2 separate regions of the Homo sapiens genome follow, and region 2 is linked to region 1. A link is a loop called in an ENCODE intact Hi-C map of the cell type or tissue named here. Cell type or tissue: ascending aorta. All regions are shown on one strand. Links, peaks and the distances in the headings refer to the core of each region. The heading gives the core; the rest is flanking DNA.

Evidence for each region. A loop is a pair of places that touch in the nucleus more often than their neighbours do. Peaks named below come from ENCODE experiments on the same cell type or tissue, not always from the same donor. Only the 100,000 strongest peaks of a DNase experiment are listed, where the experiment ranks them.
Region 2: a loop joins it to region 1, with 2.1 times the contacts of the local background. A loop is called at or near these places in 5 of 110 quality-filtered maps.

Annotation. Positions count from the first base shown.
Region 1 is chr9:77,846,729-77,852,107 of GRCh38, reverse strand. The region is part of intron 2 of GNAQ (G protein subunit alpha q); the gene reads left to right. Among named protein-coding and RNA genes, the nearest start is that of GNAQ, 180 kb to the left of the region's middle. In ascending aorta, for the core only: no CTCF peak of the experiment used is centred there; DNase peaks (open chromatin) are centred at 2,987 and 4,705; H3K27ac peaks cover 4,751 bases.
Region 2 is chr9:77,942,033-77,947,411 of GRCh38, reverse strand. All of the region lies in intron 1 of GNAQ (G protein subunit alpha q), which reads left to right. Among named protein-coding and RNA genes, the nearest start is that of GNAQ, 87 kb to the left of the region's middle. In ascending aorta, for the core only: no CTCF peak of the experiment used is centred there; a DNase peak (open chromatin) is centred at 2,419; H3K4me3 peaks cover 1,709 bases; H3K27ac peaks cover 4,291 bases.

The DNA.
Region 1 (5,379 bases), core at 274-5,273:
TCTTTCATGTTCTTTTTCATCAAGTGTGAACTCCTGATTCTATGTCAGCAGTTGATCCCCATTACAAATAATCTTCAGCAGAATCTTGTTTTCCATATCCTATTGACTTTGGCACCTGCTCTGTTTACTTAAGCACTCAATTGATAAGAACTGGAATCTTTGCTGATTTTTACCTAAAGCTAGAAAAGAAAACCTTTCAAGCCAGCAAAAATAACCTTCCTCTGAAAAAATACATCAAAGGAGTGGTGCCAGCTCAGTTGGTATTAGGTTGTGCATTGCATGGGTTGGAAACGATGGACTGTAAAGAAAAGGGGTCTTTGCAGCAGGCAGAAGTAAAGCAACAACAATTAAAGTAAACAGAGCAAACTTTCCATGACATGCTGCTACCAGCATTTGTAATAACCCCCAGGATAGGACCCTACTGGAAGACGGGTTAGCTAGTGGGAAACTGACAGGAGGGATCAGGAGTGGGGAGGCAGGACACAGTTACTAGAGCAGAGATACGTAATAAAGGCTTGGAGATAGAAACAAAAGCAAAACATTTAGAATGGTTAAGACTCACTTGATGTCACTTACCTGTCCCAGTGATTGGGTTCTTTTCAGTGCCCTCTGTGAAGACAAGAATGACATCAGAGCATACGTCCAGCTCTACTTTCTCAGGAGCCACAGATTTTGGCTCTTCATGCAGAAATACTCAGAATATGCAGATAATGACACATATCAGAAACCTTATCACTGAACATTTTAAATTCCATGGTGGGGGAAGGAGGCATGTCCTACACAATAGGCATCCTGTTTTGGGGGAGGTTTATCACAAAAACTTTTTATTGATCACTGAGGGGAAAAAATGGGGTTTTCATCTGAAACCTTGGGTGTCTCAGTCTTTTTCTTTCCGATTTTGTGTAAGCTAGACAATTATGTTGGATTTACTTTCTCCATCTTCAGTGGAAGAAATGACCTTGTTGAGTAAAACAAGTATGTTAAGTGTCAATTCATAAACACAGGTTTGTATGGAAAGAGAGGATATGAAATTAGACACACCTGTGAAGATCTGGGGATGGGTGACATCTTTTTTTTCCAGTAAACATTTATTGATCCTTTATGAGGTACCAAGCACTTTAGTAAGAGCTGGGAAGAGGAGAAAAGAGCAATGGTGGTCCTTGTTCCCCAGGAGCTCTAAGACCCTGTGTGAGACAGATGTGGGGGTGGGGATGTGCCATGGTGGTGAGCAGGCAGGAGTGATGGTGCCTGGGAAGAGGCAGGCGAGGGTCACGAGAGCCTGCAGAGAAAAGGAGGCATTTGAGTCGGTCATGAAGGACACCAGCAGTTTTTACAGGTGGACAAAAGACATGTAAGGCAAAGAGAACCTCAAAGAGAGAAAGTGTGGACATCTGGATGGGTTTGCCAGGTCTGGGGAACTGAAAGGAGGTCTGAGTGACTGCTAAGATTAAAGGCACAGAGTGGGAGGTGAGGAGGCTAGGAAGTTCTAGAGGGTTCAAATCAGAAATGCTTTGTCCTGTAAATCGTGTGGAGCTGTGGAAAGGCTTTAAGCAGGTGAGTGATGTGATTAGGTTTACGTTCCCGAGAAATCATTCCATCACACTGTGGAGAACGGACTGGAAAAAGATCTTCGTGGATGCAGAAGATGAGCATAGACACTGTTGCTGTGGCCCGAGCAGGAGAGAATGAGGCCCAGACCCAGGGCAGTAGAGGTGGAGGTGTAGAGGAGGGACACAGTGAGAGAGAGAGATGGAGGAGACTGAAGAACACTGAGTGAGTAAACTGGAAGTGGTGGATGCAGGAGACCAGGAGGAGCCAGGGTTGTCCAGGATTTCTGGCAGAGCTGACTTGGTGAGTGAGGGCATTATTGACTCTGACAGATAAATGAGAAGAAAACCAGCTTCTGAGGGGTAGTGGAAGCAGATAGGGGCATGCGGGGCATGTTGAGATGTGTTGGGACATGCTGCGATTGAAGGGGCCTGCGGCCATCAGGTGAAGTGTGTAGCCGACATTTGGAAGTACTGGCCTAGAGCTTAGGTGAAAGCCTGGCTGAATAGGTAAGGTGCCACTGGTGTCATAGAATGAGGAGAAAGTAGTATCAGAAAATCACAGAAGAACGTAGTTTTAGACAGAGTGGTCAGTACAGCATTATCAAATACTGTCAAGGGCTGGGCAAGGTGACTCATGCCTGTAATCCCAGCACTTTGGGAGGCCAGGAGTTTGAGACCAACCTGGGCAACATGATGAGACTCCATCTCTACAGAAAATTTAAAAATTAGCCAGGCATGGTGGCGCACCTGTAGTCCCCAGCCACTCAGGAGGCTGAGGTGAGAGGATCGCTTGAGCCTAGGAGGTTGAGGTTGCAGTGAGCCATGATTGTGCCACTGCTCTCCAGCCTGGGCATCAGAGAAGGCAAGTAAGAGAAGAGCTGAAAGGGGCCCCTTGGATTCGATCATCTCCTGCCAGCTCTTGCTTTGTGGAACTGTGGTGGAGGTGGAAAACAGATTACAACAGGATGGGGGAAGCAGGGTAGGAAGCAGGTTGAAAAGCCAGTACGGATGACCAGATGACCATTTTCCTTCAGTTTAGCTGGGAGAGGATTCAGAAAGCACTGGCCGGTAAGGTACCCATGGGGTCAGGTTTAAATCATCATTCTAGTTGTAGACCCCACATGGCTCCACATTGAACTCCTGACCCCACTCCAGTATCAAGGCTTTGTCTCGATATTGTCTGTGGCTGAGAAGTAGTGCACTATCAGGTCTATAAAATCTCTGGTAAAATAAAAAAAAACTCTTATTATTTCTATTTTTTAGATAGTTTTAGGATGCTTGAGAGTCATGTTTTAATTCCCCCATCCCTGCAGTGAGATGTTATGTTGCTTTCTGGAAAACCTTTGGGAGTCATCAGTTATCCTCTTCCACGGTTAAATAATCGACGTCCTTTGCTGTCGGCTGGAGCAGGGGGTGCTGTCCTGTGACTCATGTGTTCTCATTCACAGCATGTTGAGCAATGCACTTGGTGCTAGTGCCTAATAAAGCATGCTGAGGATGTTGTCACTGAGCTCGAATTTTCCTCAGTGGGGCTAGATTTCTGTCACCACACATTTTTCTTCTTGCTACACTCTGAGACACTTCTCAATGAAACATTTGTCCTTTTTTCCTTTATTATGTCTAGAACGGTGTCTTCTCTAACTTAGTATTGCATTTTGCTGTCGGGTATTTATCTCTGATTCTGAATTGTATTTTTAGTGTTGCTTGTGTTCTTTCCTTTTCCTTTTTCCCCAACAAAGAACTTCTTGGAAGGTCTTCCATCCCTGTCTCCCTCCAGACTGCCTTAGGGAAGCCAGAAGCCATGCACAGTGAGACTTATGATGCGGACGTTGGCTCTGATGAGAGGCCAATACCACAGCCCTCAGAAGGGCAAAGGCTCAGCTCCCTGGATAGACCACTCCTTATTCCCACCACACTAATTAATTGTCATCTCAGAAGGCAATGAGACCAATTGTTCTGGCATTGCCCTGGCCAAGCCAACTCTGGAAGAGGCAGTGAGCTGCCAGCTTTTCTGCTGTTGGCCAGGAATCTGTATCCCAGCAGTCTGTCAGGGAAAACAGGCCAATTTGGGGTTTGAATTGCTGCCTCAGAGATGCCAGCAATGGGGTTGCTTGTTAAGAGAGTTGCACCCTAAGACTCTAGTGAAATAGCTTGAAGATCTGTGAGAGTGGTTTGAATTCCGACATGTGAAAGTATGTGCTTTGCTTGTGAAGTGGAAATTGCCCTATTCAAGTGGGCTTATGAGTCCCCTTTGTCACTTAGCTTGTCACTGAACTTAAAATCTTTGTTCTTTACTTTCAACTTTACTGAGGGGGAAGAATTTGGTGTTAATAGATGTGAAAGCTCTGTAGAAGATGTTACTGGACACATCAGAGAAAGAACTGTGATTTTTAGACTCTTGGCAGTGGCTTCACAGTGGCCCCAAGGAGACAGGGGTAGGTGGGACTGTTCTCATTGATCGTGATAGAGACAGTGAAGCAGAAAACCACTTATGTGATTTGTCTGAGGTCCTACCTAGCTGGCTGAAATCCAGAGCATCCAACACGACTACATCACCTAACATCTAAAATGACATTGCCTTGAAGGGAGAGAAACTGAAATGGACAGATACTTAAGTGCAGGTCTGCTGCTACCATAGAGTGCCTTTGTGCAAATGGAAAAGGCATCTCTAGGCCCCATGGGCAGGCAGATTACACAAAGGTGCTTCTTAGTGACTAACCAAGGCACACAGCTTGGTGAGCAGAATGCTGACTGGTTCCAGGCCCCAGGTTGATCTCCACCACATGTCCCTTTGCACAAGGCCCAAAATGCACAACCACATAGGGAGGCCCTGCATAGACGTTTGCCTTGACAGTGGACTAGTTCATAGATATTTGTAGCCAGTTGACCAAATCCTTATTTTACCTCCCCACTTTTCATTCCCAAGGTAAAAAATAAAGTTCATCTATTAAAAAACTAATTGTATGTGCCCCACCTTAACAGTATTCTTAAGGAGCTCTATTTTTTTAACCACTTTTCTCTCCCTGTAAATTATACTACCCACCCTTCCTTTTTGATATCTGCTGTAGCAAATTGTAAGGCAGCACTCTGCCCACAGGACGTGGTCTTTAAAGGAGTCATTTCCTCTTCCATCTCCTCCAGGCCATTCCCATCGTGTTTTTCGTGGCACTGGCAACAGGAAGGCACACTGAATAGCAGTGCTGAAAAGGCACTTTGTTGTTTATGTTATTACTGTGGGTTTGTCTCTGCCTAATAATTAGCGTTTCCGGCTTTCTGAATTTATTTGCCAAAATATTTGCAGGACTTTCGTGAACAAATAAGGGATGTGTTTCTTGACATAACTGACCACTGCCTTGCAAGGCTGAGCGAGAGATGTTTCTAGACATAATAGACCACTGCCTTGCAAGGCTGAGCAAACTTCTGGCTGTCGGAGTTTTTTTAGATGGATTTGCTCAGGGAAAGATTATCCTAGTAAGGCAAACACCTTCTAAATCACTAATCTGGCATTGATGCTATCTCAGCGACCACAGTTCAGGAAGTTCGAAGTATTCCAGTGTTCCTTTCAGGACAGGGTAGGTCATTACTGAGGGGTGGCGAGTTCTTGGGTCCCAGGGGCAAAAGTCTAGTCCTGTCTGAGTTCCCTCCCAGTGAAGTTCGTGAGCCTCAGCTTCCTCATCTGTAATGTGAGATAATCATATTTGTCTTGTCTGGCTCATAGAATTGTAGTTGAGGGTTAAATGAAAGAAAATATATGTAGAAGTGCTTTGCTAACTCTAAAACATTACAAAAATGTTATTTATATTAGACTCTAAGGATACTGTTCTCTGAG
Region 2 (5,379 bases), core at 263-5,262, 95 kb before region 1:
CACTGGCATAGGGCAGAGTCATGCTTGTGGTGTTTTGAAAACTTGTCCTCTCTTCGTTTTAAGTTGGGGCCCTCCCCACAGCCTGTGCCCCTGGGAAGTACAGTCCAGCCCAGGGCTCACTGCTTGCCTCCTTGTGGAAATAGCCTGGATAGACTGGTCCTCACCCTTCCCCCTCATTCCAGTAAATAAATGTCTTTCTTGTTACATAAGTAATTATAATCCAAATGTAATCACATAATAGACATAGAAGGAGCAGCCAGCTGGCCTCTGGGGAGTTGGCCAACTTAAAGGACAAGAATGGGGGAGGTTTTGCCCAGCAGAGAAGGATATTTGGGGAAAGGGAAGTAAAAAGCCTGAAGGTCTGAAAGAACATAGCTTGTTACTCGGGAGAAGTTGGGCGTAGCCCGGAGAGGGCAAATGAGGCTTTATTGTGAATGGCTTTATTTGCCATAATATTAAGTTACAGAATTTATTTTGTGGCAGTCAGGCTCTACCTGTATTGCTAAGGGCTCTACCTGTATTTTTTGCAAACAAACCCTGTGAGCTAGGCATCATTATCCTCATTTTGCAGATGAAGAAAGTGACAGGTCCCTCAACTTGCTCAAAGCTACCTAGCTAGTGGTAGTACCTGAATCTGATACCCTGGGCTTTAACCCATGTGTTACTGTTGATCCGTATAGCAACTGCTTTAAGGCATCAGAAATACACTGTTATTGTGTAAAATAAAGACTGCAGTTAACAACAATACAGAGAAGGTTTCATTTTATTTTATTTTATTTTTGTCTTATTCTGCATTGCCTATTTGAAGAGACTGGTTTTTCCAGCAGTCAGTGGTGGAGCACGACTGCTGGGTCATACGCCCAGGTTTTGCACGTTGGTTTGTGGGGTGCAGGCACTGACTGACTAGTGCTAAGACGTAATGTGCTTTTGATGGAGTTTCCTTTGCCTGGGTGTTTTTGGGGTTTTTGGAAATGTGGAATCTTAAGAGGAAGAAAACATAGTATTTATAGAGCTGGAAAATGTTCTGCTTATTCTCAATCCTTTATTGACATAGTGGTTACTCTGCTGTTTTGGTTGGCAGTGTGATTCTCTTAGTTTAAGCAAAAATTTCTTTTGTCAACAGGTAGATTACTAATAAGGATATTTTACTCACCAAGAAATTCCTAGGAACCCTTTTTCTGGACACATCAGACTTCACAAAATGTTTCTGTTTTTCTTTAGTTCCTGTTGCTTCTCTCTTCTTGCAGTATCCACTAGCAGCATGGTGGTTGTTCTGTAGATAGTGATGTTACCACTTCACCATTTGGTCCTCTCTCCTCTGCGTCAGTTAACTTCCCATCTAATATTTTGTTCTGTGAACTATTCCAGGAATGATTATCAAGCTCTCGTCCTCCACTTAAAGTAGCAAGGCATGCTAGCATTTTCTGTTTAGGACTGAAGAAATGCCTGCAATTCAGGAAGTGTGGCAACCTTATAAGTAGTGGGAAAGTTAGAGGATGTAAACTTGGGTGATTCGCATAACTTCAGTAGACCTCAGTTTCCTCATTTATAAACGAGGAGGCAGTCTAGAGCCTTTAGATGCGGCCTCTAAGGGTCCCTTGGATGAGGTGTAAAGTTCATGTTCTTAGGGAACTTCACCACTAGTACTTGGCTGCCTTTAATAGGTCTTAATGCTCCTATAAATTTAACTATATTATCCCTTTTGCCCATTTATGATTTATTAATAGCTTTAATGAATTGTGAATGACAGTTTAATTAGATCATCCATGTATAATTAGGGCAACCGGGTTTTTTTCCCTAAGAGGATATATTTTTCATCCGTGAGTATGTAGCTTACCTCTAACCTAGGTAATTAAGCATTTTAAGGCATTTTCCAAAATAAGAAGGCTTTTTCTGTTTTCCTAATAAACACTTTATTGAAAAGCCACATGCATAAAATAATGGAGGGCCGTTTTGACCTAGGTTTTGCATGTAATCATAACCCAGACAGACACAACCTGAGGCAGTACATTTAGTTTAGTGGTAACAAAGCAGTGTGGAATTTAAGAAATCTCTCTCTCTCTTTTTTTTTAAACTACTTATTTTCTTACTTTTTGAGTAAAGCAACTTTATAGCTACTTCATATCTGTTTCAAGTGCTACATTTTCAAAGCTGGCAAATAGATTTACCTCTTTTGTGAAGGTGCCACATTAAACACTTAAAAGAAGAAAATCAGCCTTATCTGATGGATGATCCCCAGTTAATAGCCCAAGAACCAATTTGTATTTGGCTTTGCGATGTGTTTTTCTACTTACATTTGAGTATGGGTGTGCCTGATATTCTCGGAATTTACAATACTTCAAACAAATAAGGAAGTTGCACTGTGAAGACAGACTCAGAAGGAACTGGAAAGCTGACAGACCTTTGTGCTTCCCCAGCCGCCTTGCTGAATTCTCTGCGGTGGGTTGAGACCCCTGGTGTTCTTGGATGGGACAGCCCACATGAGCAGAGTGGCTCTCCCTTGTTTCCTTTGCTCTCTTTGGATTTATATCCTTCCAGAACTAGCTGTTTCGTAAAGTATTTAGACTCTGAATACCTGAATTATTCAGATCTTCTTGTCACTCCAATCACAAACAGGTAATTATGGAATCACAGCTGCTTTAAAGAGGCAGTGTGTCATCTTGTGTTCACTGAATATTTTACTGTACTTTACACAGTTAATTTCACACTGGGCAAGCTAAGTTAGTGTCAAAGTGGCAGACCAGATTTCTCTTGCGTTACAATGAGTGGCAGAGGTTGGAGCAATGCCTCAGTGGAAGAAATGGTGGTTCACAGAGTTATGTGAGGGGTCCCATGAACTTCCACCTACTCCCAAACATATTTTCTACTGGGCCTGACCAGAGGGGCCTCAGAGGTTGCTGAATGGTAAGTTTGGTGGAGGAGGGAATAGGAATGGTTTGGTTTCTGGTCTAAAGAGGATATATGGGGTGAGGCGGCTTGATGGTGCAAGGATGATTGAGTGTTTTAAATGAATGGTTTAAGTGACAACCTGCATCTTGTATACACAGCTTCATAAAACAGCCTCTATTGGTTGTTTGATGGAGCCAGGTGATCTGGTATGGCGGAAGATTTGTGAGCCCCACTGGAATAATTCTAAAATGCTTTTATTATAGTTTTTGATTATGAAAGTAATTTATTTTCAAATGTACCAGATTTTTGAAATACTGAAAAGATTAAGAAAAAAAGTACTAGTATTGCCATTAGCCAGATATCCTATTGTTAATATTATGTATGTATTCTGAATGAATCAGTAGATTTTGAACAGGTATCATTCGTTCATACTGCCTGCCTGTTTTCTCTTCTAATATATGAGGAACATATTTTCTCACTATTGAATGTTCTTCTAAAGCAGTATTCTGGTAGTTGCCTAACACCACATGGGACAATTTTAAAATAAGAAGTCACTGGCTAGGCACTGTGTCTCACGCCTGTAATCCCAGCACCTTGGGAGGCTGAGGTGGGTGGATCACCTGAGGTAGGGAGTTGGAGACCAGCCTGGCCATCATGGCAAAACCACATCTCTACTAAAAATACAACAATTAGCCAGGCGTGGTGTTGTGTACCTGTAAATCCCAGCTACTCTTGGGAGGCTGAGGCAGGAGAATTGCTTGAACCCAGGAGGCAGAGGTTGCAGTGAGCCAAGATCACGCCACTGCACTCCAGCCTGGGCAACAGAGCAAGACGTCGTCTCAAAAAAAAAAAAAAAAAAAAAGTTAGTTACTTCCAGGATAAAGGTACTTTATTTTTTTTTCCAATTTGTGTAGTAGAGGAAATCAAGCTTTAATTAAGAGTGGTCTCACATGAATGTGCATACTAGAGATTTATATCATTATAGAAAGAGAAGACACTTTTGAGTTTATCCAGTCTGACTCTTGTAAATATGGGAGAATTGTGACCCATATTATTCCTGTGACTACTGAAAGTCAAACATTTTAATCGCAGAAAAGGGACTAACATTCCCAGTGTTCTTGCCCGTGTCATGTTACATTTGCAAATCTGTTACAACATATTTTTCCTTTTCTCAAGACACGTCGAACATGTGTCAGTATATACTGTAGTTAATATCTCTTAAGTTTCTTTTGTGGTTTGTAGCTTGGCTTTAAAATGATCTTGAGGCTCAAATTTGACTCAGGAACCAAAACCCCTGAGGGGAGCCCTTTCCTTGGTTCCCTGGGTTAGAATAATCTTCAAATCTATGTTGACCTGAGAGCTTTTGAGGTCAGAAATGGGTTCTGCAATGCCCAACATCTGCCTTGTGAGGTTATTAGTCTTATGTGCTAACTGGGACTAGTGGAACTTCTAAAAATAGTACTCTTTTTTCATGGATTTTGTTTCTATCCATTAAGAAGTCATCATTCCCAGCCCATTTAATGATAAATGAAAACCAGAAAGGTAAATTCACTCATTTACAGTCAAATAACCAGTTGGTTAATTATTGGATCCAAGTGCAGCAGATTTGCAAGGATTGCAAAGATTGCTTAAAATTTAATTTGTAAATGCTTGTTAGAAATTTGTAAAATACAGACAAAAAGATAATATAACCTGTATTTTTACAAGCCAGACACAGCTATTGATCATATTCTGGTAGATTTCAAGTGTCTTTATTTTTAAAAGTTTTCTACATGTGGATATTTGAAGGGGTGCAGTTGAGATAATTATGCATTACCCTTTTTTCTTTGATCCTCTACTGTGTTTAGGGTCCTGAGGTCAAGGACTATGAGGAATATATGTGGTGGGGTGTTGATTGATTTTCTACTTTTTGGTGAGTTTCCCAGGAAATCTATTGGGAATGCCTTATTATTTTTTGTTTCCATTGATTAGGACAAGGGTTACTAATGTAAAGGCTGTGGTTTTCATCCAGCATGCCAGTTCTGTTTCTGCTCTGTCCAGCCAACCATTTTGCAAGTATATCACAGTACTCACAAAGCAGAGTGATGGATCACTGCAGAATTAAGAAAAACAACTCAACCCAAAACATGTTCTGCTAATGGCTCACTAGTAAAATCATTCCATTATATAATATTCAAATTCCTTCATATAATACTTGACCACTCTCTGACATTTTCTTGTATATTTTATCTCAGTTTTATCTTCACAAGGCTGGTCTTAGAGGAATTCCAAGTACAGCCCCAAACTACCTCACCTTCCACATCTTCTGACTTAAAGAACATGATCTTTTAACTCTGTTACCAGTTCTGTTACATCTTTGAAGTAAAGTCCTTGTAAGGGGATAGACCTTTTTTTTCTCCCAGTTTCTTAACAACTGTTTTATTTTTACAAAATATACCATTTTAATTTGTTAAATTGGGAAAATACAAGTTAGCAATAGGAAAAAGAGAA